7 separate regions of the Mus musculus genome follow, and regions 1, 3, 4, 5, 6 and 7 are each linked to region 2. The links are chromatin loops, found by intact Hi-C in ENCODE. Cell type or tissue: heart. All regions are shown on one strand.

The links. Peaks named below come from ENCODE experiments on the same cell type or tissue, not always from the same donor. Only the 100,000 strongest peaks of a DNase experiment are listed, where the experiment ranks them.
Region 1: a loop joins it to region 2, with 2.7 times the contacts of the local background. A loop is called at or near these places in 2 of 42 quality-filtered maps.
Region 3: a loop joins it to region 2, with 3 times the contacts of the local background. A loop is called at or near these places in 7 of 42 quality-filtered maps.
Region 4: a loop joins it to region 2, with 3 times the contacts of the local background. A loop is called at or near these places in 12 of 42 quality-filtered maps.
Region 5: it touches region 2 in a loop (2.7-fold over the local background); 5 of 42 quality-filtered maps call a loop at or near these places.
Region 6: a loop joins it to region 2, with 2.3 times the contacts of the local background. A loop is called at or near these places in 3 of 42 quality-filtered maps.
Region 7: a loop joins it to region 2, with 8 times the contacts of the local background. A loop is called at or near these places in 5 of 42 quality-filtered maps.

The regions. Positions count from the first base shown.
Region 1 is chr4:98,040,950-98,044,949 of GRCm38, forward strand. Nfia (nuclear factor I/A) reads left to right here. Exons shown (of 11, transcript NM_010905.3): 7 at 602-730. Among named protein-coding and RNA genes, the nearest start is that of Gm34218, 20 kb to the left of the region's middle. In heart, no CTCF peak of the experiment used is centred here; no DNase peak of the experiment used is centred here.
Region 2 is chr4:98,320,125-98,324,124 of GRCm38, forward strand. 0610025J13Rik (a long non-coding RNA gene) reads left to right here and starts at 1,232. Exons shown (of 3, transcript XR_376450.3): 1 at 1,232-1,383; 2 at 2,185-3,123. In heart, a CTCF peak has its summit at 2,353 (motif pointing left); DNase peaks (open chromatin) are centred at 1,357, 1,847 and 2,307; H3K4me3 peaks cover 1,456 bases; H3K27ac peaks cover 1,961 bases.
Region 3 is chr4:97,919,863-97,923,862 of GRCm38, forward strand. The region is part of intron 2 of Nfia (nuclear factor I/A); the gene reads left to right. Among named protein-coding and RNA genes, the nearest start is that of Gm40208, 16 kb to the right of the region's middle. In heart, a CTCF peak has its summit at 2,009; a DNase peak (open chromatin) is centred at 799; H3K27ac peaks cover 918 bases.
Region 4 is chr4:98,252,657-98,256,656 of GRCm38, forward strand. No RefSeq gene overlaps it. Among named protein-coding and RNA genes, the nearest start is that of 0610025J13Rik, 67 kb to the right of the region's middle. In heart, a CTCF peak has its summit at 2,390 (motif pointing right); no DNase peak of the experiment used is centred here.
Region 5 is chr4:97,934,659-97,938,658 of GRCm38, forward strand. The region is part of intron 2 of Nfia (nuclear factor I/A); the gene reads left to right. Gm40208 (a long non-coding RNA gene) reads left to right here and starts at 3,182. Exons shown (of 2, transcript XR_867944.3): 1 at 3,182-3,256; 2 at 3,391-4,000. In heart, no CTCF peak of the experiment used is centred here; a DNase peak (open chromatin) is centred at 2,473.
Region 6 is chr4:98,442,903-98,446,902 of GRCm38, forward strand. It overlaps Patj (PATJ, crumbs cell polarity complex component), which reads left to right. Exons shown (of 44, transcript NM_172696.2): 14 at 849-905. Among named protein-coding and RNA genes, the nearest start is that of Patj, 49 kb to the left of the region's middle. In heart, a CTCF peak has its summit at 2,064 (motif pointing left); no DNase peak of the experiment used is centred here.
Region 7 is chr4:97,866,604-97,870,603 of GRCm38, forward strand. All of the region lies in intron 2 of Nfia (nuclear factor I/A), which reads left to right. It overlaps Gm19417 (a long non-coding RNA gene), which reads right to left and starts at 2,406. Exons shown (of 2, transcript XR_376437.4): 1 at 1,580-2,406. In heart, a CTCF peak has its summit at 21; DNase peaks (open chromatin) are centred at 58, 1,898 and 2,448; H3K27ac peaks cover 1,551 bases.

The DNA of each region.
Region 1 (4,000 bases), 280 kb before region 2:
AGCTTTCGAAAAGGTCCTAGAAGATCTAGTTCATGATCAGGTAGACCTCCCAGGTCGTCCCAGGTAGACTCACTAGTGCTTGGCAGCAAGGCAGGGAGAATATAAGTAAAACTGCTTGTCTTTAGCCAGGAAGCAAGAGAGAGCGAGAGAGGGAGGGATCGGATCCCAGGAACTCACTCAGTAGTCAAATAACCCTTGACCTGCCTCTTAAAGGCTCCCCCTGCTCCCAGGAGAACCACTTTGGATGTGAAGATTTTAACATGTAACACGCAGGTCTTTTGCAGAGGACACTGAAGACTCAAGATACAGAACCCCCCCCCCCAATAGAGAGAACACCAACTGTCCCCAAATGGACTACGATTTGAAACAATAAATTAAAATAACTTACAGAACCACCTGAAAGGGGGGCCATTCTGTTACTGATTTGCTCCTGTGACAAATTCAAAGCAATTTAATCCAAATTTCCAATTGCAGATGATCCCATTTTATTTCTTCACCCCCCCCCAACCCCCCGCCACTCTCTAAGTGTTGTCTTTTTGGGTCACACAAGTTGTTGCTCTGTAGAGTAAAGTTACCTCACCAATCACCCCCTTCTTGCCAGGCTTGCCATCTCCAAGCACACTGAAGAAGTCTGAGAAGTCTGGTTTCAGCAGCCCCTCCCCTTCGCAGACCTCCTCCCTGGGAACAGCATTCACACAGCATCACCGACCTGTCATTACAGGACCCAGAGGTGAGTCGCTTCCCCAGAGATCCATAGGGTCTACATCATAACCTTGAGATCAAAGTAGCAAAGTGGGGAGACAGTGAGGACTCCCTGTAACTATTCTGAGGCAATAAGTGATCTAATTCTTATATTTGAGAATAGTCTTAGAATTTTAGGGACCAAAGAGTTTTTGGCATCCAATCTATTGCTCTAAAGTTAAAAGACACAAGCCTTTTTGGTTTGAGGGACAGTAGACCAAAATCAAATGTGCCCTCAGGCTATATGTGTGCACGCCTTGTGTGTAGGTGTTTGGTGAGTGGTTTTTCCATGTGGCCAGTTGCCTATTTTTCAAGTGACAAATGTGTTTCAGTCTCCTGTCCTTACTGAGTCTCTACAGATATGTGGCGTTCTGTGTTGAGGTTGTTTGCGTCAGGGTGCTGACGAGTCATCTTCATTCCCTCCTTTTGAAGTGGTAGATAGTTTGTCTGGTTTTCATGGCAATGTTTTCCTTACTTCAGTCTCATGTGCTTTTAAGTTTATTATTAAAATGTGTCCACAAGAAATATGATTTATATTTCACATTAAAGACAAGCCTTAAACCCTGAAAGGATGTCAGCAAATCACTTAGCTTGATCCTATTGCAAGATGAAAATATTTATTAGTTTATTTATGAAACTCAGACAGTAGGAATATGGCTAACTGTCACCATACTTGCACCCCTCCATCAGGTTGTCCTTTAGGTTCGTTATCTACTAGCTGACATCAAAAAAAAAAAAACCCCTGGAAAGTTACGGTCTAATATCTACTTTGTCATATACCTGGGTAAACTGATTTTTCTTGCATTAGCTCATGTTAGGCACGCTGAATCCGTTTGTGAATCTGAATCCATTTATGAATACTGTCATAGTCCCAAGAAAGGAAATATCGTTGTTAAGAGGGATACACAAAGTACATGTGAAAACTCTCACTTAGAAAAAAAAGTGCTCTGCCATGGGAAGCAATTACTATGTCAAGAAACTCAATTGCTTCATCCTTAGAGATACTATGGTCATTAATATAATGTGCTCTTCTGGATCTCTGACTGTTCCACGTTTGTATCTATGGTATAACGACAGATGCTTACCATATATACAAACATGCACACACACACACACACACATATATATATATATGCATATATATGTATATATGCATATATATATATGGATATGGATACACACACACACACAGTCTTATATCTTACACAATATATCTTATACACACAACCTGCAGGCAATTTTAGCACATGCGGTCAAGTATACTGTGATGAACTTGTATCCTGTCAGTGTTCAGAAAGTCTAGGGCTTTGCACATTTCAACCTTGCTGCTTTTAGACTATGGGTACTCAGCTTGTGCTTCTTTGGACACAAAGCTGCCTTAGCTATGCCCTTCCTGTATCCCTTCCTGCTTCATGGCCTCCCACAGCTCTACAGCCTGCATCTCCTCTGCCTTTGTCTTCCATTCTTAGTTAATGTTCAAGTCTGGTCCCCATCTGGAATAAGATTATCTAGAGACAAGCATCTCTCACATATTTTACATCTTTTCCCCTCACCTAGTGGGCTTTAACATAATGAATAAATTAAAGGAAGTTGAAGTTCATGTAAATACACACTCAAAAGAAATCCACCCCCTACCCCCATCATCACACACACTCTGATAACTTCTCGATGCCCCCGAAGAAACAGCAAGCACATATGTAAAATCTTCTATATGCTTCGTTAGGAGCAACAAAACTGGTGAAGGGCCCCAGCCTGTGATCTAGAGAAAACTGTGTGTGATGATCTAAGTCTTTGGTACTAGATGCTAGGGTTGGTTTTAGTTTATGCTCTTCTGACCACTTCACTGTGTGCATTGTAAACGTAGAGACATGTGGTTTCCTAAGTCTAATCTCCTCTCTGACAGTGGCTTTCTTTGTGGCTTTGATGTACATTGCTTAGCCTTGTGGCCTCAGTTGGACCATCCATACCCTGGGAATAATACTTTGACACCTATATTTCTGTTTAGTTACAATCATGTAAAGGAGTTAAATTGTATTGGAATAACCTGGAACAAGGAAAGTTACTAAATTTCAATGAAGCCATTTTTGTCATTTTTGTCACTGTAACATTTACTGGGCACTTTAAGCTGAAGATTGAGCCTCCCAAGACTTTCTTTTGCCATTACTTAAAGTCATAACCATTATGATGTATCCAATCATGACAATGTAGTTTATCCATAGTAACTGAAAAGAAAACCTTTGCTCTTCGCTCTGTTGCTTCAAAGGCTGTGAATTTGTCTAGGGATCTAATTCAGTTCTGAAACGTGTTTCACTCACAGCCTGCTTTTAGCTCTATATCTTGGGTCGAAGTCTAACAGTATCTGATGAGAAACCATAAAAATTACTTAAAACAATTCTTTAGTTAATCTATTATGTATTATATAAATATAATTTAAAATAAATAAAATATATTAAAGACCAAAGCAAATGTGTCATAAATTAGATGGATATGTTTATTAATTTTTCCACATAGAATTAAATTTTGGTGGAGTATTTGACTCTTCAGGGTATAAAGCATCTTCATTATTTTTAGAGTGAATCAGTATTTTAATGTCTATCAGTGCAAAGAATGTCACCTCACACTTTCTCTCTTTCACACACACACACACACACACACACACACACACGTATATACACATATGTGTATATTTAGTACACATATATTTAATGTCATTCCACAGATTGTTAGGAAATTTGCCCTAACTTTAAAGCAAGTCGTTAAGTTAATTTTTATATAGCTCAAGTCAGACATTCAAACAACTTTTAAAGCCAAATATTCCAATGTAATCCAAATATTTATTAATATGATACCTACATACTGAGAAACAATAGTAGGAAAACATTCTTTGTCTCCCATAATAAAATCATTTTGCTTCTGAAAGAGCAGAGACCTTTGTATATAAAAACATTTCAATTGCTGACATTCAACAGTCTCAGCTCAGAACTGAGGTGTCGCAGGTGGCATTCACAGGTGTGTGGCGTAGATGCCTTGTGGAATGGAAAGCACATGATCACTCAGAGCCAAGTCTGCGGTAGAGTCACGTGATTGACCCAGGCGAACATTGCAGAAACAACTTGGGTTCGTTGCCTATCTGATTTTGAGTTAGCTTTTTGCTGATGCAGATCTTTTAGTACTGCCAATTTTGCACAACCCCCACATTTAGCCATATGATTCCACATGCGGATGCAACACACAGGTTAAGAAACTAAACCCTCAAGCG
Region 2 (4,000 bases):
CTTCTCGGGTCGCAGGTCTTCCTTGAGTGCTGCTCCTGTGCACACGCTGGGGTACAGGAGTTTTCATCTGTGTGCTCATCAAACCTTCATTAGTAGAAGACTCTCCCTGAACTATGGAAAAGTCACGTGTGAACACAACCTTAAGTTTTTCCTTTCCACTCTGCAGACATACTTAGAGATGCCTGCCAATGGAGCAAGAACTGGAGAAAAACAAGCTGGCCCTTTGGGATCATTTAAGAACCAGGTGTGTTTCCTTATCATCACATAGAGTTTCCCGGGCATCTTTGGTGTGCAGGCTAGGAGATAAATAAAGATACATTCCTGGCCTGAGCAAAGAATATATTCTCTCAGGGGATAAAGGGGAGGAAGGGAGAGAAGGGGGAAGAGAAAGGAAAGGAGAGTGGAGATTGGGGGAAGGAGAGAGAGGAAAAGAGAGGGAGGTAGGGAGTGGAGAGGAGGGGTGGAGAAAGGGAGAGGGAGGAAGGGAGAGGGAGAGAGAGATCAGCACAGCACAGCACAGCACAGCAGGTATGTCAAGCAACTTTGTCCCATTTAACTTAAGGCAGGATTACTGACTACAGAGGTACCCAAGCACAGGCACAGCCATGAAAGACTGGAGAGGGTGTGTTTGAAAGACGTCTTTAAAGAGACCAAACGTTTGCTAATCAGAGAAGAGGAGGAGGAGGAATTCTAAGAGCGGGCAACAGCCCTGGGAAAAGCAGAGAGGTAGCTGGGTACTGAGGGTCAAGCCCCCAGGGAAGAGCAGAAGGTCCTGAATCCAGGCTGGGAACGAAAATGTGACTTCCGGTTCTCTTCTGGAACCTGTTAAACTCTTACCAGTGTGCAGAGGATACTCAACACCTGCCCTAGAAAGTTCTAGTTTTGAGACTCAAATACAGATAAACAAGGGATCCCTAACTGCAACCATGGTCTCATGAGCTCTGTGTTTATCTCCTGGGGTTGGGAGCACCTCTCTCTCCAGATCCATTGCAAGTGGGCACTTGACCACTCCTAGAACTCAGATCTTCTAGAGGGCCCAAAAGATGTGGCAATGGGTTCTTGTGGGCTGGTGAGTGCCGACAAGAGAAGGACTGTAGAATTTAATCTCAGTCGGCAAAGCAGTACCATTGCTCTGGTGTGACAGTGACCTCCACCAGAAAACAAAGAACGAAAGCGTGTGTGTGTGTGTGTGTGTGTGTGTGTGTGTGTGTGTGTGTGTGTGTGTGTACGTGTGCGTGTCCTTTAATTTTTAATAGCTATTCAGACAGTCCTTGGAGAGGGAATTGGCAGGTTCAGCGGGAGGCTACTCCCCCACCTGTCTCCAGGCACTGCAGACACAGCTGCTGCGGAAGGAGACAGTCAAAGCTTCCAAGGAAAGAAATGGTGCGGAGAGCTGGGGGTGGGAGGAGGGCGCCTTTCACACAAGCCCACTGGGGACTGGGCCTGTCTAGCAACTGCAAAAACAAGCCAAGAGGACACAGTCGGGCTCTATACAACTTCATGTTAAGTAAAATCCATTCAAGAGCCAGCTCAAGAGCCGCTTCAAAATCATTGGGGTTTTTTTTGTTTTGGTTTGGTTTTTGTTTTTTAATGGGAGAGCAAGGTAACCAGAGCTTTGGTGAGGCCATGGTCAGGTTTTGCTGCTTGAATCAAGAGGAGCCCTGAGGATTTACGCGCTGTCCTAAGACTTGAAACCGAGTACACAAGACACAAAACTTCCCCGTACAGTGCCTAGCAATGTCTTTATCTGTACTCCCCTAGGCTGAAAGGACACACAAGGTTGGGTTAAAGTTCAACTCCCAAAGAAAAGGAGGAAGGGGGGTTGGGGGGAGGACAGAACGAGAGAAACAGCGGAGTCTAAGAGACGGGGAGGAGGAAAGACTGGGGTGGGGACGACAGAGAGAATAGCAGCCCGGGCCAGATTTCAACTGTCCTGATGCAAATGTTAGCAATTCTACGGTGGCCGGGGGCTCGCTGCTCCCCCAAAGTAAAGCAGCAATTAGAAAAGGGGAAGAGGCCGTTTTAGAAGATGAAAACTAAAGCAAGGAGGTATTTTTGGTATCGTTTTAATCACAAAATAGCATGAATGTGGTCTGTGCCTGCGTGCTACACAAACGTCGATTTCAATACAACTGAACGCTAGTTTGAAAATTTCCATTTTTGTAATTTGCTTCCCTTTGTTAGGCCAAGATTTGAGAGAAACCTGGCAGCGTCCCCAAGCCTGGCACGGGATCGCCTCAGACGCACTCGGCTGCTCCGGAGGCGGAGCGCGAAGCATCGGACCCGGCGGGCGGAGCCAAGCCAGCGGGGCGCAGCGCAACGCCTTCCGCCAGGGCGTCTGCCGCCACCTACCGGCGACCAGGCAAGCGTCAGTGCGACCCCAAAGCAAGCTGCTGTGAGCTGGCTGGACCTGGTCCCAGCCACTAGCAACAGCATTTCCAACAAAGGCCACCCGTCTTAGCCTACCCAGCTCAGAAACTCCTGTCTAAGTGCTCTGCCCTAGGAGTTGATCTAACTGCTTTATGTAAACCCAACCTGAGGACGAAGGCAGTCTGTGATCCCAGTATACGCTCAGCGAAGAGTGTGTGCTCCCACAACAGTAGCGTGAATGAACATATGAATGAATGAACCAACCTATTTAAAAAAAACAACAACAACAACAACTTTCAGATATATTTATGTTTGTCAGACATTTTGTTGGTGGCTAGTAAAGTCTACAATAACTGTGTGTATCCCCTCTCCAATGTGTGCAGCAGTAATGTACAACTGCCAAATTCATCCCATAGCCTCCCTTTACAGTTGCGTAAAGACGGGTTCCTGAACGTTAAGTGCTTTTTCCTATGTCAGTTTGCTGGTCATAGACCTAGTTCAGACCTACATTTTATTGACGTGTTTGGTATTTATTTTGTAAGGAAAGAGAATCATTTCATCTTTCTGTAAGCTAGCCTGCCCTGACACATATTCTTAGCCGACTGGCTAAAGGAGGTAGCTGGCTCCACCAACTACCTATGGTTGATCCCTGAGCTTCTGTCCCAGATTTCTTCTCTCAGCCAAAGCAGCTGCTCATACACTTTCGTTCCAAAAATCAAGTGTTGCTCCAAGCTAATGCCAACTGGTCTAAAGGTAAGAGTCTATTTCTTAGAGCCTAAAGGAGTCTTGGAGATTGTGTGTTAGTGAACTGCAGGCAGGTGCATTTTCTTTGAATCAACACACGTTGATATCCAGTATTGATCCTATAGCACCTCTACTACTCCAAGATGTGCAATAATGCAGCTATTGAGTTTCCCAATGACAGCTAGACGTGAAGATAGTATCAGTCAGTTGAAGTAGAACTTTTGCTGTAGAAATTAACACCCAGAGTCTATAATATAAAGGGTCCTTCCAGCATAAGGTTCTGACTTCGTTTTGTCAGGTGACTATGATTCTGGGAAGGCTGGGATCCAAAGCTGCAGATTCAGACCACAACCCACTGACCAAGTGGAAATCACATCACTGTGAGGATAGAAACACATCCTAACTGTTGATCGTGATGGCAATGGTAGCCATGCGTGATTGTTAAGTACATTCTACATTCCAGGCTCTGGGCTAACTACATGATGTATAGAATCTCATCTGTCTTCACAGAAGGACTATGAGGCTTTCCATTTTTATCCTGTTTTCATTTTATCCTGAATGAAATAGTTGAAGCTCAGAGAGTTTGAGAGGCTCAGCTCTGGTTCAGTCCCCAGTGGTGAGGAGCCTACCTACTCGAACTCCTGATTGACTCCGGCTCCTAACCTTAACGTGATAGGATAAGTTGCTCACCCTGCACTGCCTCCATTCACTTCCCCATCTCCAGTGCAAAGCTCCAGAGTGGGTCCCATGCTTCTATTGACAGCTAGTGAAGGCATGATATGAATTACCTGTTTCTTTTTCATAAGCATATTCCTAGATCCAGCCATGGTCACACCTCCACTGTTTCACGGAGGGACTCAGTGGGACTGGTTCTCAACTGGAGGTC
Region 3 (4,000 bases), 400 kb before region 2:
CTACATCTTCCCTAGATCATGATTTGCTGGGCCCCACTTGTGGTGCCGGGATTTCCCAGGTGTATAATTGACCTAACAGTGCTCATATACCTAGGAATCGGGTATAAGACTTAATTAGTGAACAGTGGTAAAACCCCTCAAGAGAGTCTGAGTCAGAATGGAAGTGCATTGTTATTAATCATTATTACTATTGTTATTATTTTTAAATGGCTTGGAGCCATCTCTGAATTTAGCAATAAAGTAAATGTATCTAATAATTCTTTCTATGTGCATGCTCTGTGGTCATGGGTTTCACAAATTAAATGGTGGAATACTTGTAGGATATGATTATAATGATCCAAGTAAATGATCCTCAACCAATTCAAAATTATGTGATTAAGACCCCAAGGAGCTACAGCAAGCAGTCTCCTTTCCTTCTTTTCTGCTTGGTGTTGACCCTCTGTGTGTTAAATTATGTGAAAGTTAAAAAGCAAACTCGTAACACACTAGCAAAGTGTGTGTGTGTGTGTGTGTGTGTGTGTGTGTGTGTGTGTGTGTGTGTGTGTGTGTGTTTGGGTTAGAAGTTGAGAGTATCCGTGATCCCTTGTCCGAGAGACAAAGAAGCTATTTTAGGTATAGCTAGTTTCACTTTCTGTAAGTGGTAGTGTAAGGCTTTTTTTTTTTTTTAATTCGACATGGGATATGGTCAGCTATCACCTGGACAGTCACAGGTCCCCTCCTGTCCCCTCCTGTCAAGTAGCTGCATTCTGTGTGTGCAAGGCCATGCTGCATGTCCCTGGAGGAGCAGCTTCCACTGCCAACTGTCTGCTTTCAGCTTGAATTATCTCAGGCAGACATCCTGGCTGGCTGCAATGCAGGATGCAGGGCTCGGGCCTGGGAAGACCTAAGTTTGGCAGCCCTAAGTTGGGGAGCGAAAAAGAAAAAGGAAATTCTATCTTTTCTGGTGCTTTTCCCTTCTTGGTTTTCCTAGTCGAAATCAATGGTGGGGTCGATAGCTGGCTCTGACTTGTTCCCTGCATGCTGAGTTTTCCTGATGTAAGCCTTCAATGTCTGGGCTGCAGGCCTTGTGTGTCAGGGAAGGCTTGATGCTGTCACAGCCCTCCTGGGTGACATTTAATTCCCGTGGTAGCCTTTGTAATCCAAGAAGGGAAGCTGAGATCAATTTTTACACCGTTTAGTTGTGGAAGAAAATTTTCTTTCTTCCAGTTGATCATTCTTACAAAAATCAACCATATTTATATATTTTTCTCTAAACAGCAAAAGCGAATAAAATGAGATCTTTGCATTAGTGCGTATTTTGAAATGAAAAACAAATCAAGTCCTGCCCTGAGTTGTTAAAATGAAGTTGGGAATTTTTCACATTCCTTTCCCATGACAAAGAATGACACATTTAATTTAAATATATCCATTTTGGGGAAACAGTAATCTCTACAGTGACAGTATCAGGGTGGTATACAGTCAGCTCCCTGCTCATGTGGGTTTAATGCATATCTGACACTATATGCTGGATTTTATGCATATTGGATAATTAGGAGATTAACCATTATATATGATGTATATTAAGAAGTTTCTATTTTTCTTTGATTTTTTTCCAATGGACTCTTATTGTCTAGATTAGTAATTGCTTATTTTCTCTTCTAAAACTTCTTTTAGTTGCCTGTGTCCTTCCAGTCTAACATTTATTCTTCAATATAATACCTAATACCTCCCCCCCCCCCCACACACACACTGTAATTTTCCTTTCATTGGTTATGGTGTGGTCAATGAAGATAAGATGGTAAGACTGTGTAAAGTTTATTCAAGTTTTGAAAGAGATTTCTTAGTGGATTCAAAATAGGTTGTAAAATCATTAGGAAACATGGAGCTGGAAATATTAACCACTAGCTTAGTAGTGCAGAGCACATACTACTCTTGCAGAGTTCAGTTCCCAGCACCCACAGTGGACAGCTGTTAACTATATGTAACTCCATCTCTAAGAGGATGAGATGCCTCTGGCCACCAGGGGCATCTGCACTCATGTGAACATACTGTTACACACACAGAGACATACACAGACACACAGAGTCATACACAGACACACAGATAGAAAGACACACACACATGCATGCACACATACACTTAAAAGTAATAGAAATAAATCCTTAAAGTAAATTAGGAAGCAACATCCTATGAATTATATTTCTTTAAAATACTAAATATTTTTATTTGAAATAACACAAATATTTGAATGGCAATACCTTAGGAAGAACATTAGAATCAGGCCTTGTCCTCAGTGTTACATATCAATCATGTTGTATTAATTGAAAGGGTTTTATATAATCTCATAAAGAAACAGGCAAACTCCGGGCTTTCTTCTGTACTGAAAATCTATCATTCATGTCTTCCATTACTGCACTATAATTATGGTAAGTGAAGCAGAACAGGATCAATAGAGCAATTTATCAATGCATTCCAAGCCATCCTAGCATGGTTTACGTCATATCACTGCAGATACTGTCACTCAGCAGAGAGACTTTGAGTAGCATAACGAGGTTAGGCTGACCCATTTCAGCATAATGTCTTCCTATGTAATGTTCCAGTTCTGAGCATGATTTAATGAATTGTTTCACTTTGGATGGTATTATATGAATTAAAATATTTCCTGAATTGAAATCGGTTCAGGCTTCAGGTTTAAGAGCCCTGCACTAATGTGAGCACTGTAGTTGATGCTGTGTCTCCCCCCGTTCCTGTGCCTTTCTTTCTATTGCACCTCATTGGAGCTAGAGGATGAGCCAGGTGCCTCGTACACCCCAAGGAGCACTGGTATTTAAATAAATGTGTTGCCGTTTTATTTAGTAACTCTAGTCTTTTATCTTTGGCCATCACAAAATTTAGAATTCTTTAGGCTTTATTGTCCTGTTTGTGATTTGGCAATAATAGTTGGCTAATAAAAGAATAGTTTGGGGATTGTTTTCCCCCCAAAAGTATGAACAATATGGTCCTTTTATCATAAAGCTTCTCCCTGTGTTGATATGGAATTATTAAATATTCATAACATTCAAAGGAAGTTACTGAATCGTGCCGTAAAGTGTTATTTATTTCAGTATGAAAAGATATTTTCGGATTATTGGATTGTCATTTTCCTTTTCCATATGTTGTAAAATTTCACTCACTGTCATTTCACTTAATTCACCAGTGTAGGAAGCTGTACAGGTTTTATAACGATGTCGGTCCCAGCAGTGCACAGTTACTGCTTGTATTTTAAGTTGTTAGACATTAAGAAATGCTTTCAATGATAATGTAGGGTTTTTTGTTTGGTTTGGTTTGGTTTTTGTTCTGGTTTTCTATTTTTATGTAATCAAATACTTCAAAATTAAATATGTTAAAAGGTGAAAGAGTGAAGCCAAAGATGTTTTGAAAAACACCAAAATCTGCAAAGTTTTCCTTTTCTCTGTTTAGATGAGCCTTAAGAGTTATTGTTGGGCTGAGAGGTGGACGTTGTCTCCTTACCCAAGGAGAGTTTCGTACTACATGACTGAGACTTCCCTGGGCTCATGAGATAAGACCATGGGTACAGTCTGTGACACTCGGTTGCCATTGTCTAGAATCTAGTTCTCAGCTTGCCTTTGAACAGACTCTGAAACATTTTGATAATATTTGTGGGTTTTGTGGGGGCCGAGCATGTCTGCCTTTCTTTTCCTTACCTGCTCCTGGTAAGAGCCTCCAACATCATTTAACAGCTTGTCTGCTAACGGCTTAAGGACACAGAATAGCAGCTGCATTACATAATGTGTTCTAAGTTAAGGAATTTGAGATGTCATTACCCAAATGAAGATGTAAATTGTTTTGTTGGCAAGGCTTATAAGGAGGGTTTTGTTGTTGATGGTGGTGGTTTGTTGTTGTTGCTGTTTGTTTTTTTGGTATTTTGGAGGGTTTTTGTTGTTGTTGTTGTTGTTGTTGTTTACCTGCTATCACATTGTATTGGTTAGCATGGACTATTTTAAACCAGCATTCTATTTAA
Region 4 (4,000 bases), 67 kb before region 2:
AATAAATAAATAAATAAATAAATAAATAAATAGACAAGCAAACAAATAAAGAGTGTTGTCACTGGAGGGTCAGCTGACCTAGCTCCAGCAGAAGACCATACATACATAAATACATGGGTAGCACAGATTGCAAAAGAAAGGAGACAAAGTTGGGCAGGCAGGGAATAGGATGGAGGTCAACCTGGGAAGAGCTGGGGTGGGGAGGGGAGAGGATGAATATAGTCAAAATTCATTGTATGAAATTCTCAAAGGCATAAGAAAAAGAAAAAGCAAGAACGTGCAAAACTCGGGGCTCAATACCCAATACTAAAAAGCAGGGGCCAGAGGGTAGTCGCTAAGAGTACCTGTTACTCTTGAAGAGCACAGGGGCTCAACTCCCTACACACACATGTGGCTCAAGACCATCTGTAAGTCCAGCTACTGTAAATTTTACTGTCTTCTGACCTCCAAGGGCTCCTAGGCACCTAGGCACACATATACACACCTGAAGGCAAAACACTTGTACATATAATAAAATATGACCAAGCCAGCTCAGTCAGTAGACAGGTTCTTCAGCACAGGAGTGAAGATTAAAAAGAAAAATGGCAATTAGACAACATTGTTGCATGACCCCACCCAGTTCTGAGGCTGAGGTGGGTTTATTTTTTCCCAGTCTTTTTTATACCATTTTAATTACATGCAAGCAACAAGGTCAGTTCTAGGTTAAGGAACAAACAAGACAATAAACACAAATAGTCAAGGAACGAGCAAGGCAATAGACAGTCCCCACCAGCACTGATTCTAAGGGCTTGTCAGGATGACCAAAATATCTGAGCCTACTTCCTTGTCCAAGCCCAAAATCAGATTCTTGCCTGAAGCCTACTCCTTTGTTCCACCCTAAAATTAGATTCCTGCCGGAGCTTACTTCCTTGTCCTTGGCCAATCTCAGATTCCTGACTGAAACCCATTTCCTTGTCCTTGGCCAATGTCAGATTCCCGCCAAGCGGCCTCCAAAGCTCTCCACAAAAATAAAATAAATATAAGAAACTTTTAAGCTAGATATCGTAAAAGATAGGTGTTTCTGAAGAAAAACTGGGAAAGTCACAAATTTGAAGATAGTAACATGGCTCTGGAAAGACAGTTCAAGCAAGAAAAGGCTTGCCACATACACAGAAATATCTGAGGTCAATCCTCAGAGCCCACATTTAAAAAATAAAAATAAACAAAAGGCATGGTGGCATACACTTGTGATCCCAGCCCTGGGCAGGCTGAAATGGGCAGATCCCTGCAGCTCCCTCGCCAGCTATCCTATCAGATTGGTGCGCTTAGGACCAACGCAAAATAAACAGGAATGTGTCTAGTGTGGAATTACTATTCTCTCCAAGCAAACAAGTAATTTTTCTTGCTCATGTCCTTCTCTAGATTAAATATGTCTTCAACACAACCTCTTCTTCTCTCATATGCATATAGCTGATAGACAGACAGACAGACAGACAGACAGGATAGGGATGGTTGGTAGGTAGGTATGTAAAGAGGTAGGTAGGTTGGTAGATATTAACAGAAAAACCTCAAATGCTATTTTTAAAAGTGACAAAAATCTAAAGTACCATGAAATGGGAAAATATCAGTGACAACACTCTGCAATAATGCAAAGGACTTGGACTGAGGTCTGAGGAAAGCTATTGATGTTTCCTGAGCACATGAGAGTACATAGGCTCTTTTATGGCTGAAAGCAACACAATGCTTCTTGGCTGGCTCCTGACCTAGCCTTGTGCTATGGGAAAGACATCCCCGGGTTTTCCAAAGGAAAGACCCAGAACTGAGAAACAGGAGTCAAGGTGGGAGGTAGCTGCCATTGCCACAGACCCTGAAATAACCGGTTGCCTTCCACCAACACCAACACCACCACCACCACCACCATCTCCTGTCCCACATAGGAAACAGCCCTGGTAATCTCAAAGTCCTTACCAGCCAGTCCTTCACTGTCCTCAGTCCTGAGAAGAGCAGTTGGTGCTCACCATAAACGCACTGTATGAAACACATCCGATTGCGCTGGCTGGTCCGCTAACTTGGCCTCCTCTGAAATTGCCCCCTTTGGATGTGCAAGGACAGTGTTTATCATCCTGCTAAGCCCAATACTTCAAATAGAACAATTTCTGTCTCTTCCAAAATCAGGTGAACTTTAAACATGTAGGATCCTAATACCTTGTTCCAGAGACTGGGGTCCCTGTGACATGGAGATACTCACGGCACACCCCACCCCCTTTCCTTTTCAACTCGGTGGCAGAATTCCCCAAGAAGTCTGGACAGTGCACAGTTTACTCTGAGGTGAAATCTTTTGAACAACAGATGGGCGTGCATTCGCCCCTGGACTTTTAAGATGAAATTCGATGCGACATCCCCTTTCCTCCAGGGGGCGCTGAAAGGTACATGGACTATGCTGCCGTTACCCCTTCAACAGCCCATCAGGTCTTGCAACTATCATTATTTCTGCAGAAAAGAAAGAGCCAGAATTGAGTCTTGCGACAGAGCAACCGATCCCTGCTGTCACCCAGCACCAATAGTCCAGATACTAGTGCCCGGTGAGCACAGCCTCACGCAGCCATTGAAGATTCTGGCCAGCACGGAGGCCACAGGCCCTGTCTTCCATATCATAAACGTCTGTGTCTGTCTCTGCCTCCTGCTCAGAGCTGCTCCTTCCATTAATACAGGAGCTGACAGATTGGTTGAGAATCTGTAACTAATATTTTGAAGCCATAAGAGATGATTGTGCTGTGTCTAATTACAGAGTTGATCATCTTAGCTGATTATGATAGATGACTCTTGATGGTGGTCAGAGCCTCCTGTATATTTTAGGTGGAATGCTTTCTTTTGACATTTACTTTACAGAGACATATGTGCATCCTATTTTAATTAATGGAAGAAATGATTCATTCACAAGTGAAAGATTTAATTAAATAAAGGGTCAGTGCGGGTCAGCCATGAATTGCAAAATACCTTAGATGCTCATTGTAGTCCCCGGCATCTCTGCATGCTGTCTGGAGCGTGCATGGCAATAAAGACTCCCCTGCAAAGGGACAGAATGAGTTTCATTCATTCACTCAAAAAATATTAATTGGGCCCCTGGTGTGTTTGAGGCACTGTGCTAGACCCTGGGGAGGCAATGGACAGACAGAACTGGCTGCCTTCGGTCATGGCACTTATAAGGGAAAAAAATGAAGGACAGGAAAATGGGACCTAATCATTACAGATTATAGCAAGTTTTGAGGAGGAAAAAAAATAGCAGAACATTTCCTGTCAGTGCTTAGGAATAGCTACTTTAAAAGCTTAGTACCTATCTTTACAATATTATACTTGTTTAATTTGGGAATATATTATCAGAAGCCTGTCTGGTTCACTTCCAGTGGCTAAAATGTTTTATTCTAAAAGTAGCAGTCATCTAAATGAAGTGACTCAGGAAATATTGGAGACTACAATTGCTTTGTGCTTTAGCTTCTTCCTTTGAGTTGACCAAACTTAGGCTTTCAAGCCAGGCAAAGCCAGGGCTTCTCGGCTGCCTTGCCTTTTGCCTCAGAACAGCGTGCAATGCTGACCTGGGGATGGAGCAGACATATCACATGGTTGTCAGCCAATACCTGGATGTCCCAGGGCACAGCAAGATCCCATTGATGTTGACAGTTCACATTCTTACTATGTGGTTGCTACAAGTAGTTTCTTCTCTCTCTTCTTTAACTAGCCTCATACTACTCTTTTCTAGTTGCTTTATTCTTTTATGATTCCGTTATCTGATGGCCGAGGTTGTAATTTTATTGCTACTAGACCCAGCCAACATCCACTAACACTGAGTAATTGGTAAGTGGATAGTTGGGGCTCCTGCTTCCTGATTTAGGAACAGAACAGCGAATAAACAAGTCCCTCAACGCTTGCCAAGACAGGTGACATAAAACCTAAGTGGCCAAACCTATATTGCCTATCGTGCAAACTACTTGCCTTGCCCTCTGCCTGCCACTCGCATCTTGGC
Region 5 (4,000 bases), 390 kb before region 2:
CCCCATCTAGCTTATTCTTAATGTGCTTTTAAATATGACCTTTCTTTTAAATGAATAAAATTAGAACTGTTATATGATTCCTTATGGGCATGAGTTGTGTAGCAGAGATGCCACAGAACTTCAACTAATGGGTCTTAAAGTTGGGTCTTTTCTCTGCATAAACAATTTGGCTGTGGGCTGTCCATGTGCATGAAGCTAAAATGTGTACAAGTCTCATATTAAACAAACATATTTGTTCAGTGTTTTGTTAGATAAGTGTCTTCTGGTCTCAACAGTACTAAACATGGCTCCTCTCCCACTCCTATACACATCCTTTACAGAGTGTTAAGAGGTCTTTAGTTCCCTTCCTCCTGAGGGAGGAAAAAGAGAGCTGGCAGATAGAGTTCATGTCCAAGGACATGAAACCTGTAAAGGCCAAGACCTGAATTATCAAGTGTGCTTGACATTATTGGTTAACGCTGGTGTGTGATTCCATGAGGTTCAGCCAAAAGAGGTTTCATGTAGTTTGTGTGAAGACATTTAATGCAAGCCCCATGGTGCAGTGTATGTGGTGCAGGCTTATTGGAAAAAGTTGAATGTCCCCCAAATCGGGCAGAATCAAGAAATTAAAGAGTAGGTGAGAAGGCTACAATAATGCAGGCAGTTACCATCAGTGAAGCCACCCTGTGCTAGCATGACATAGACCTCTAGATGATGGCCTCCATTCCAGATTAGTCTGGACACTGTCCCAAACATAGGCATAGAGGCTCACATTTAAGGGGGAACCATACCTGTTATAGAGAAAGACACAATTTATTGTACCAAATTTGGAGCAGAGATCAGAAGCTAGGGTTGGCTTATTATTGATGTCAAGATGAACATGAACTTCTCATGCCCCCCCAACCCCTGAGAACAGCTGAGACCACAGATGGGAACTGTTAGGAAACGAGAAGACAAGTGGTCTTGAGGAAATGGCGAGAAGCCACGTGAAGACTAAAACAGTTCAGATAATAAGGAATAAAATTCTTCAATGTGTTAGCAATGAAGACAGGATCCAGCAGCAAGATCTAAATGTTCACCTAAAGACACACTGTTTTTAAAAGGCAGTTTGTACCTGCTCAGATGTCTGTCAGTTGTGTACCCGCTCCTTGTGCAGGGGTAACAACCTAGACCCTGTGTCTTTAGTGTTGGTGGTTGTCTACCACTACTGTCTGCTACTTAGTGGTGCCCCAAAAGCAATGAATGGTCGTTGGCTGATTTGATCTGATTCAGTAGCACGTGTTATTCTCATACATCCTTCATTAAAGCAAAGATAGACATTTTTCTTTTTTTGAACAACAACAAAAAGATCTATGTAGCTAGTTTGTGAGTTTTGGATTCTCCTCTGGTGGATTGTTCATTTAGTTAGTGGTGCTAGCTGCAGTTTATAGTGAGGCATTCCGGAGGTGTGACTGAGCTGTTTGAATGAGACTTTAAACATAACAATACTCTGTGTGGGTTTATTTCATGTGTTTGTTCCCTCTTATGTCATTTGTGGCACTGAAAATGAGATCACAATTCCCAGAGTCCTGGGACAGTTCACTGAAAGGTTAGCCCACCTAAGTTTATAGGAGTTTTCTGTGGATGGAATTAGAACTAATTTCCACTGTTGTTTTTGGAGAAAACTGTAGACTATAATTATGTGTTGGCACTTTCTGAACAGCTCCCTGTATTGTCATATTATTTTAAATGAGCTCTGTTATAAAATGACCTTTCATGTTTGGATTGCAATAATATAGCTTACACTGGTCTGTAGTTAGCAAAATCCAAGGATCCAGTAAATGATAGAGTGTTGACACAATTCTAGCTAGACTTTTGTTAAAGATGACTAGCACTTCCCTGGGTTTAGAGGGGAGGGTTGGGGTTGGAGGAAGTAGACATTCTCTTTTCTGCAGTAATTGAGCAATCTTGTTGAATGGAAACTATACAACATAGAGTAGCTAAGACCATAGGTAGCAAAGATAATAGTCACGCAAATGTAAAAAGTAGCAAGGAAGCGTCTTGTGCAACATTTGTATAGCAGACTCTTTAGTCTCTAGTCCAGCCTTTAGAATAAAGTACCATCTTTCAGAATAAGGAGCAGCAACTTTAGACTTCTGGGAAGTGCTACCCAAAGGCAGAATGTGCAGAGAGCCCTCCTGGACACACCGTTGCTCTACTGCATCTCACCCCCATATTAGTAATAGAATTTTAGTGTTCATTTAGAAGACAGTCTGCCTTAAAGCAGATTGAATAGTTTGCACACTGTGAATTGTAATTAAAGAGTAAGAGGTACTTATTATGTCAACAACTGGCATGAGAAACCCCAAGCAGCAGGTGACCCCAGCCATGTGATGTTTGTGACAGCTAGGACCCCTTTATACTGGCTTAGCAATCTGAAAGTCCAAATTGAAAGAAGCCCGGGGGCTGTGTATTTCATTAGATCCCAGGGGAAGTCCAGGATACAGCTTCCTTCTGTTTTCCTGGGAGGTCGCCAGAAAGTTGGTACAGCACTGTTTCTGTCAGAGGCTGAAAGAGAAAAGAAAAAGCGCATACAAAACAAAACAAAACACCATACACACCACAAACCCATCCACCAACTTCCTGCCCCCCCCCAAGAACCATAAATTTAACATTTCCCACAGTCTTTCCAAGACCATCGTGATCGCTGTGTCAGCACTGTGTTCCCTGCTTGGAATAGTTTGAAATGAGGGCTCAATGTTCCAGCATTGAAAAAAAAAATTTAATCTTCACCAGCCAGTCATTCTTTTGGTATACAACCATGAGAAATGATCAAGCACACATATCAGATTTGCTTGAAATCTGTTTGTATTAGGCACTACATCATTTGTCTGGCCTTCTAAAATGGGGTAGATATCCAAATTTAGAAAGATAAAAACATACTTATAGTAAAGGAAACAGACCAAGGACACATGCCATATGTAGCCCCAGTCTTATTGTGATGAGTAAACCCTTTGAAGTATGGTCACGTTAATATTATGCCATGGTGGGGAAACTCAGAGCTTTTAGGAGTTACATCATGAAAATAGACATCCCACCATCATCACCCCAACTCAGGCTTGGATATGGTCAAAAGGTTTTGACCATTATCTCACTTAAGAGCCTGATTGGAGTGAAGAAATCTCCCTTTTCTTGGTACCTCATATAGGCTACGAGGCATCCAGCCTATTGTTGTGGAGTTTCTGCAACCAGAAATAAGTGCTTTGCCTCTTTTCTGGATAGCACAGATATTTAGTAGGTAATTCTATTTATTTAATTTTGTATGGTATGCATGTGTATGTGTGGGATGTGTACCTGTGCATTAATACATGTGTATGCCTGTGGAAGCCAGAGATTTACATGAAAAGTCTTCCTTAACCATCCCGCATTTAGTTTACTGAGGCAGTCCCTCTCATGAAACCCAGAACCCACACACTGGCTGGCTCCTGGGATCTCCTGTCTCCAGTGCCTGGTTAACAGGTGGGTCACCATACTGTCCTTTACCACATGTGGGTGATGGGATCTGAACTTTGGGTCTCATGCTTACGTAGTAAGGTACTTTATCTCCTGAGTCATCTCTTTAGCTCCAGAAGTGTTTTTTGTAAAAATAGTTTTGAAATGTATTGAATGCATAAAACCACAAAAAATTACCCATATGGATGCTTACATACAGGAGTACATTATGTAAAGTTTAAATCAAGTTAAACCTACCATCTCCCCAAACATGTAGTATTTCTTTTGGTGAAGAATTCTAACAATTACAACTTTCAATTTTTTTCTCCTTGCCTTCTGAAATGTATAGTATGTTGTTCCCATTGTCAACAAAGACCTCTAGTGTCACCCATACCTTCTTCTGCCTGTCTCACCATCCTCTGGTGCCAGAGGTCCCACTTTCGCCATCCATCTTGCTGACATCGATTTTGAATTTGAACCTCAAGTTTCTTGAATCAGCTAATGTGACTACCCCTAACCTGCCCTCAGGGTATACATCCAGGAGGAAATG
Region 6 (4,000 bases), 120 kb after region 2:
GTCAGAGTCCTTTGAACCAGAGTTACAGATGGTTGTGAGCTACCATGGGGGTCTGGAAATCAAACTCAGGTCCTCTGTAAAAAACAAAACAAAACAAAATAAAATAAACATACTTTTAACTTCTGAGTCATCTCTTCAGCCCTGTCTTTAGTTATCTTGGCAGTACAAGAATAAAATTTTTATTAAAATTTAAGGGATCATAGTTGGTATAGTTAGACAGATCATCATGTCTGTTTGGTCCATGATTATGGATTCCATATTCTCACTGTGGTTCAAACACATTTGGGGAAAAATTTTCAATATAACTGAACAGGTACAAACTTGTTTCACATCAGCATTCCTAAACCATATATTGAGACATGTTTATGAACCATTTTTCTTGTACTAGTGTCATAAGTAAGTGAGAACTGGTTTCAGTGCATAGTATACCTTTATGAAAGCTTGAGCAACACCTCAATACCAAAAGATGATTGTGTGTGAGGAGTTTAAATAGGACCCTGAGTTTTATTGGTAGACAATCCAAGGAAACAAATTCCATGCAAGGAAAAGTACTTCATTGTTGACCTCTATCTGTTAGTGAAATAACAGCCCATGTAGAAGGAGAACAAGACACCAGTAACATATCACATTCAGTTTCACTTGTGGATGATGTAGGATGAGGAGATTAGTGTAGCAAATACAGAAACACAAATGTGTTGCTACGTGCTACTTGTGGATTTCAGAAATACTGGGTAGAGGTTGTCGGATTACTCATCGGTGTGCTGGGTTTGCTGATAAATTTCAGAATATGAAGGAGCAAATGAAATTACACGCATACAAATCGGGAAATGACCGTCTTATAATTCTAGGTAGCCACTTTGGATGCTCAGATTGCAGACGATGAGGAGCTACAGAAATACTCGAAGGTAGGCTGGGCTGAAAGTGCTGCTCTGCTTCATTGTTGCTGAGCTTTCTTCACGTTCTTGCTGAAGAAGCTGAGTGGCGTGGTCTAAAGTCTTCAGACCTGAATCATACACGCGTTCCAGAAGTGAGCAAGGCTCTCAGTAACAACAGATACAAGTGGGTAGATAAGGCTGGGAAGAACATGGAATCCTTATGCTGTTTCCGGAAGCCAAAAGTCCAGGTTTGACTCTGGCACAGTAGCCATGAAGGTGACAGGTGAGTGTGTGAGCGCCTCAGGGGTTGTATGGAGACTTTAGGGAAAGGTTTTCTGCAGTGTGGAACAGAGATGGGCTTTAGGCTTTGAAAAACATAATGTCTGGATATTCAGGGACAGAAAACATGGTTGACCTGAGTTTGTTGGTCTTGACTTAATCAATTTGAATGTAATCACTACAATCTATCTGAATGTAATCACTATTGCTGTGGAGAACATGCAGTTAGTAATTTGGGCAGATTCTGTCTTCTCTTTATAAAATAATTTGTAGTTTTATCCTAGACAACCAGAACCTCACTTATTAAAATAGAGAATCTTTTAAGTGGCCTTCACAATAAATAATAGAAAAGGAAGGATGTTTTTTTCCCAGAGTTTCAGAAACACTGCTGCACTCCTCCATGGACCCTAGCGCTGAGCCCACCTAAGACGCTCCATTCAGAGGCAGTGTTTAAAATGAGTTCTCTCAGGGCTGGAGAGTGGGACCACTGGGTAGGAGCGTGTGCTGCTGTTCCGGAACACCTGCGTTCTAGTCCCAACATCCAGGTTGGGTGTTTGTAGCTTCAGTTCTAGAGGACCTTCGCCTTCCTGTGGCCTCCATGGGTACACACGCGTGCCCGTGCATACACACACACACACACACACACACACACATATAAAAGTAAGTCTTTGAAAGAATGAGTTATCTGTCTCATGTGGCTTTCTTAAGCTAAATATCAATTCAGGTAGTTTTACTGTTTCTTCCTTTGTATGTATGGTATTTTGCCTCCACAATTGTTTGCCATATGTGCTGTTGTTTTAGGGGTGTGTGTGTGTGTGTATGTGTATGATCAGGCCCTATATCATGGTGCAGAGATTAGAGGACAGCTTTCCAGATCTGGTTCTCTCCTGCCACCTTGTGGGAGCCGAGGATTGGACTCCTGTCATTAGGCCTCTATGGAAGCCCCTTTCTTTATATGCTGAGCTGTCTTGCTGGTCATTGTTTTATGGGGTTGGATTCTCAAGGCTGAGAGTGGAGAATATTTCTTTCCTTCCTAACTTAGCTGCATTTTAAGTCAATTCCTAGTAGAGGCCATGTCTGGCTGACCAAGCTCTCCTCAGATTCACAATGTAAAATTAACATTGCTCTTTATAGCCAGTTGTTAATTATTTACAGTGTCATTTTTCTGAGAGCAGTTTTTGATTAATAAATCCATCTAAAGATGTTGGGAGATATTTTATTCAGAGCTGGGGTAAAGCATGTAATAGTTCATCTAAGTGCAGTAGTTACTATTCACAGTTTTTCTAATTAGTTTTAAACCTCCTTTGTCATATAGCTGTAGATCTTTAGAGAACCTTTGGCTTTAAAACATGCCTCACACCAGGCTCAGTACATCACACAGCTTGCCTTTTGGTGTTCCCATGACAAACTGCATAAAGCCAGGATCCTAATAGTCCCTTACAAGCAGAGAGGGACACAAAGCATGTCCTGTGTGTATTTTAAAGAATGTGATTCTGCAGGCAGATGCTATTATCATGCCCTCATTCCCTAGGTCCCTGCTACCAGCTCACCTCTCCCTTCTTCCCCTCATAGCCTCTGTGCAGTAGAGTTGTATCCAGGCAATAACATAAAAAGATGGAAAGACCTTGAGAACCATGTTCTAAAATGCTGCCCATGCATTCAGCTGTTCATTCGTGAGATACTGATATGCACTCTGCCATGTGCTCTGGTATACAATGTGTTCTAGATGAGAACAAACGAGAAAATGATCCTTACATTGTTATATTACTGGAAGAACAACAAGAAAAGTTAGTCATTTAACATGACCTGAGCCTATTAGGCAAGGCAAGTAGATAGAGAAACAAATGCCTAGTAACTTTAGATAGGAAAGGCTTTGTAAAGGTGGGGACATTTAACAGTCTTCACCCCCTATACCTCTGAGTTGTCACTGTGGTGAGTTCCTGCCCTGTTGCTAAGGCTGCTGAGGAATTCTGTTTTCCTGCTTGTGCTTCCTGAGTGACTGAGGTTTCATCCACACATGCTCTGGGTTTAGAAGATGACATTTTAGGGAGGCAATTTAGGACGTGAAATAACCAGCCTAATTTTCCTTGCAACGTAATATGAACAATAAGATTTGGTGGTGGTGGAGCTGGAGTGTACATAGATTTGGCATATGCCTGCATTAGTACAGCTCAGTGATAAGAGGTGGTTTTCTGTCACAGGTTTATGTGCCCAGAACTTTTAGAATATGATCTTTCAAAAGCTCCTCGTCATATATTCTGTTTTTAAGACATTTAATTATTTACTTGATACTGTTTTGTATTAGTGCGCCCTTTCAGTGGAAGAAATGAGAAAAAAGTTTTCCCTCGAATTGCACTAGTCTCTTGATATTTCTCTGTTCCCTGTGTGTCTTTGTGTATTTGTAGCCAGTATGCCTATTTGTTTGCTTATTATGTATGAGGCAAAAAGATGTCTAAGTTTTCCACCTAACATTTCCAATTTTTTTAATACTGATTTTCAAGTTATTACACTCCATAGGATATTTCTCTTTAAGTTACTGGCTTATGATCTAAACAGCATAACTTTTTTTTTTTCTTTTAAAAAAACAACATTTAATTGGGGCTGGCTTACAGATTCAGAGGTTCAGTCCATTATCATCAAGGTGGGAGCATGGCAGCATCCAGGCAGGGATGGCAAAGGCAGAGCTGAGAGTTCTACGACTTCATCCAAAGGCTGCTAGTGGAAGACTGACTTCCAGGCAACTAGGATGAGGGTCTTAAGCCCACACCCACAGTGACACACCTATTCCAACCAGGTCACACCTCCAAATGGTGCCACACCTTCAAATGGTGCCACTCCCTGGTCCA
Region 7 (4,000 bases), 450 kb before region 2:
GAGACTACAAGAGCTGACCATCTCGACCTTTCCGTCCAGTAGGGCAGTGGGAGGAAACATCTCAGAGCTAATTCTGTCTTGTTCACAGCTGGGAACAGAGCATTCCTCTGTGACCCCCTTGCACAGGATTCTCAGGGATCACTTGAAAGCTGGACTCAATGCTAAATCCTGGGCTTCTAAGGTTCAATACAGACAAATTTAAGTGGACCATTTGGTTGAGAATCGCAGGAGGGCAATATAGTTGTTAAAAGCTTCATGAACATTTGAAAATGGAATTACTCAACAAATTATTTTAGTTTTGTAATGAAATCAAATTTAGAAGTTTCCTTAAGCCTAGGATGGTTAATCAAGATTTGAGCTCTTGAGGAATTTTCAAAACTAATCCTGTATATTGTGTAGGATATAAACTTTTTGTTTTCAATGAATAGCAAATGTTTTAGTTCACCAAATGCATATTTTATTTTAAAAAATGAAAACCTAACAGCAGAGTTAGGTATGGTGGCACATGCCTTTGGTCCCAGCACTTGGGAGGCAGAGACAGTGGGATCTCTGTGAGTTCAAGGCCAGCCTGTCTACAGAGTGAATTCTAGGACAGCCAAGGTTATCACACAAAGAAACCCTGTCTCAAAAAAAAAAAAAAAAAACAACAATAGCAAAACAAAAACAACAAAACAACAACAACATCCCTAACAGCAGTTTGTTTTACCTAAATTATTGTGACATAAAATCAAAATAATTTAAAACTTTTCATATCTTTATATTTCTAAATTTTTTTGTACTTTTAAAAAATATCTTTTCAGTTCAGCTAAATATATTTCCTTTGCAATGCTAAGGAAAAGTGTGATTCATGAACTGTTTATTTAGACTGGACTATAAAGATGACAATGATCAAAAGTTCATAATGTACTTCAGTTGTATTAAGAATCCCCTCCCCCATATAGAAACTGTTGGAAAACGGCCTTGTCAGCTACATGCTTAATATGACCCATGAGTTCATTACTTTCTGAAGATTTTCTTGATGATCCTTTTTCATTTAGTTTCTTTATCCCCGTTAGAGATCTTAATCTTTGGATGACCAGTTTTATTATTTCTATATGTTTTAGAACTATTCTAGTTTGGGGTGAGGCATTTTGAAGGGTGTATGACTTTGCAATATCTTAACCAGCTGTAGAAATATATACATGGGAAACTGAGGCAAGAGAATCCTAAGATTGAAACTTGTCTTGGCTCCAGAGTGAATTCAAGACCAGAATGAGCAGTCTACTTTTTAATATACCTAATCTCAAAAAACAAACAAATACCAGCCTGGATATAGTTCAGTAGTAGCCAGTTGATTAATGTGTGCAAGGCTCTGGGTTCAAGCTCTTATCTTTCAAAATAAATAAATTGAGTTTAGATACCTTTCAAAGGTTTCTTTTTTTTTCCCCTTGAATGTTTAAAAAAAAAAGCTTAAAATTCACCAGATGATGATTAAAGACCTCTATTACAGAACACTTAGTAATGGGAATTGGGAGACATGCAGATAGCCTTACCCTGAACCTGAAAAGGGAGAAACATACAAAAAGGCTAGAGATCCTACTTGGGTAACTTGAAGAAGCATCCACTTGTTTTGCTGGAGTGGTAAGAGTTAAGAGCATGGTTTAGGATTATTTGGGCTGCTTGCTCTGGAGGAACACATGGGAAACCACCAGCAAGTCTTCTGGTCTTGTATTAAAGAACGTAGCCTTTCCTGAAGGGGTAGGAATACCCCAGTGGTCAGTGGCTAGTGGCCTGGTGCTTTCTGATATTGCCATAGGCAGGCCTGGCCAATCAGATGTGCTCATTTGTTGGCTGTTGTTCCTTTGGCCATCACCGCAGTAAACACTTTCCCTTGAATGTTGGTTTTCTGTTGTGTCTGGCAGCCACATAGGGCTTGAACTTCAGCCAGAGGCAAATATTTATACACCAGAGTGTGCAATGTTCAACTGGTCAGGCCTGAGAGGAAGAGAGCTCCTTCATGCCTTCGGCCAAAGGGGAATTATCTATTTTTCCTTCCTTCCCGCTGTGCCCTGCAGAGGTAGGACCTTACTGGAAGCCTTCGGTGCAGATGCCTGTGCTTTGTGAAGGGAGGACACCCTCCTGACATTTCTGCCTGCTCCTTTAATTCTCCTTGCAAAGTTTACAGTTAGTATTTTCCCTGGAACGCTGTCAAGCCTGAGACAGCCCAAATGTATGCCGAGCTGTGAAATCGAGCCGGAGAGAAGCAAGTTTGTGAGAAATCTGTTTCTACTCAAATCCGTGAGCTTCATTAAAACACAAGCAGAGAAACAAAAACAAAAACAAGGAACTCAAGGGGCCGTGGCCGGCTGGGCCCCCGGCGCCATTTCACGACCTGTGAGGCGACGACGCAGCCGTACATGGCGCCGTGTTTACCCGCCGCAGCCAATCAGCGCGCCGTGCCAAGCCACGTGACGTGCCACGAGGGCAGCACAGCCATTTCCTTGTTCTGAAAAAGCTTGCTTCCTCCGCAGAGTTCTTTGCCTTGCGCTGCATGCCAAATGTGCCTGCAGAATGTGTCTAGTGGACTGGCATTTCTCCACAAAGTTATTTCAGCAGGTAAAAAGTCTCTGCGCACTTGAGCTCGGAGCATTCTTTATGTAAAATGGATTTCCCTTCTTGGCCAGAGGCCAAGGGCACGGCGCACTGGCTGGGTGAGAAGAGCGCTTCTCTGCTGAGAAACTGGTGGACCGACACACTCTTAATTTTTTGGCTTCTGACCAAACAAGCTAGATGAATGCCAAAATTCAACAAAATAACACATTATTGTGTGATAGGAGCCATGCTCCAAGAGAGCAGGAACTCAGAGGAACTTCACACTGGCTCCCCACCCCTCCCCCTTTTGTTTTTTGGCTTTATTTTCTTAAAAAATAAAATAAAATAAAAGCATTGTCACTTTGGGGAGCTTTTGTAGGAATATGGCTAAATGGGACCTAGAGAGTCGGGCTTTTAGCAATAAACTTGAAGGAAGGAACTGAAAGAAAACAAGAGCTTAAAATTACGTTCATGAACTTTTCCCAGACAGAACACACAGTTCTCTTGACTTCGCGGAGCTGCGTTTAACCCTACAGACTCCGTAGATGTGTCTGAGTTGAAAGCTGAAGGACTTGGCATTAAAGTGAGAATTCTGTGAGATATAGCTACATTGTACAGATTTCAAAATAGAAGGAGAACTACAAATGTCAAATGCGGAGTTTTAGCTTTCCCAAACCAAAGACTGGTGAAAATCTCATGCTTTGTTATGGTTTTTGTACCCTGCCCCCTCCATCTGACTTTGTAAGTGAATTGAGTCTGTTCTTCCTTGCTTGACTCCATAAGCAAGTCTTGAAAGGCCTGTGCCTCAGTTCCCACATACTCACCTTGAGGACATTCAAGGAGAGAATCAAGATTCTTCCAGTCTATAAAAATGTTAGAAGCTAAGCTTGAAAAATAAAACAGTAAACAAACAAACAAACAAACAATTAGAATCAAATATCCATTTTGCTCATTCACACAGCACCCAGCCTAGCAATCTAAAGAATTACAGTAGTTTCTGCCATTCCTTTGCTTACAATGCTTAGTGTTTCCCAGTGTGTTGAGAATAAACTTCAAGCTGGTGGCCAGGGCCTGCCCTACAAGATCTGGCATCTGCACCACCTCTCTAGCCTCACTTTATCCTGTTGATTCTTCCATGCTTGAGCCTTGCAGGTCTCCGTTTGAGGTCAGGACTCTGCCAGTCCCTTTTCTATGTGTTGTTTGCCTGTAATGATTTTCCTCCCTTTTCTTTTGGGTGATACATTCTTGCCTTTCAGTTCTCGGCTCAGATGATATCTCTATAAAGGAGAAATCTGAGGTTGGCAATCATGCTTTTCTATGGAACATTTCTTAGGAAAATCCAAAATGCCCCTGCTAATTTGTTCAATTACTTACATTTTTTACTGTTGCCTCCATGTCTGTCCTACAAGGACAGAAAATCATAGATATC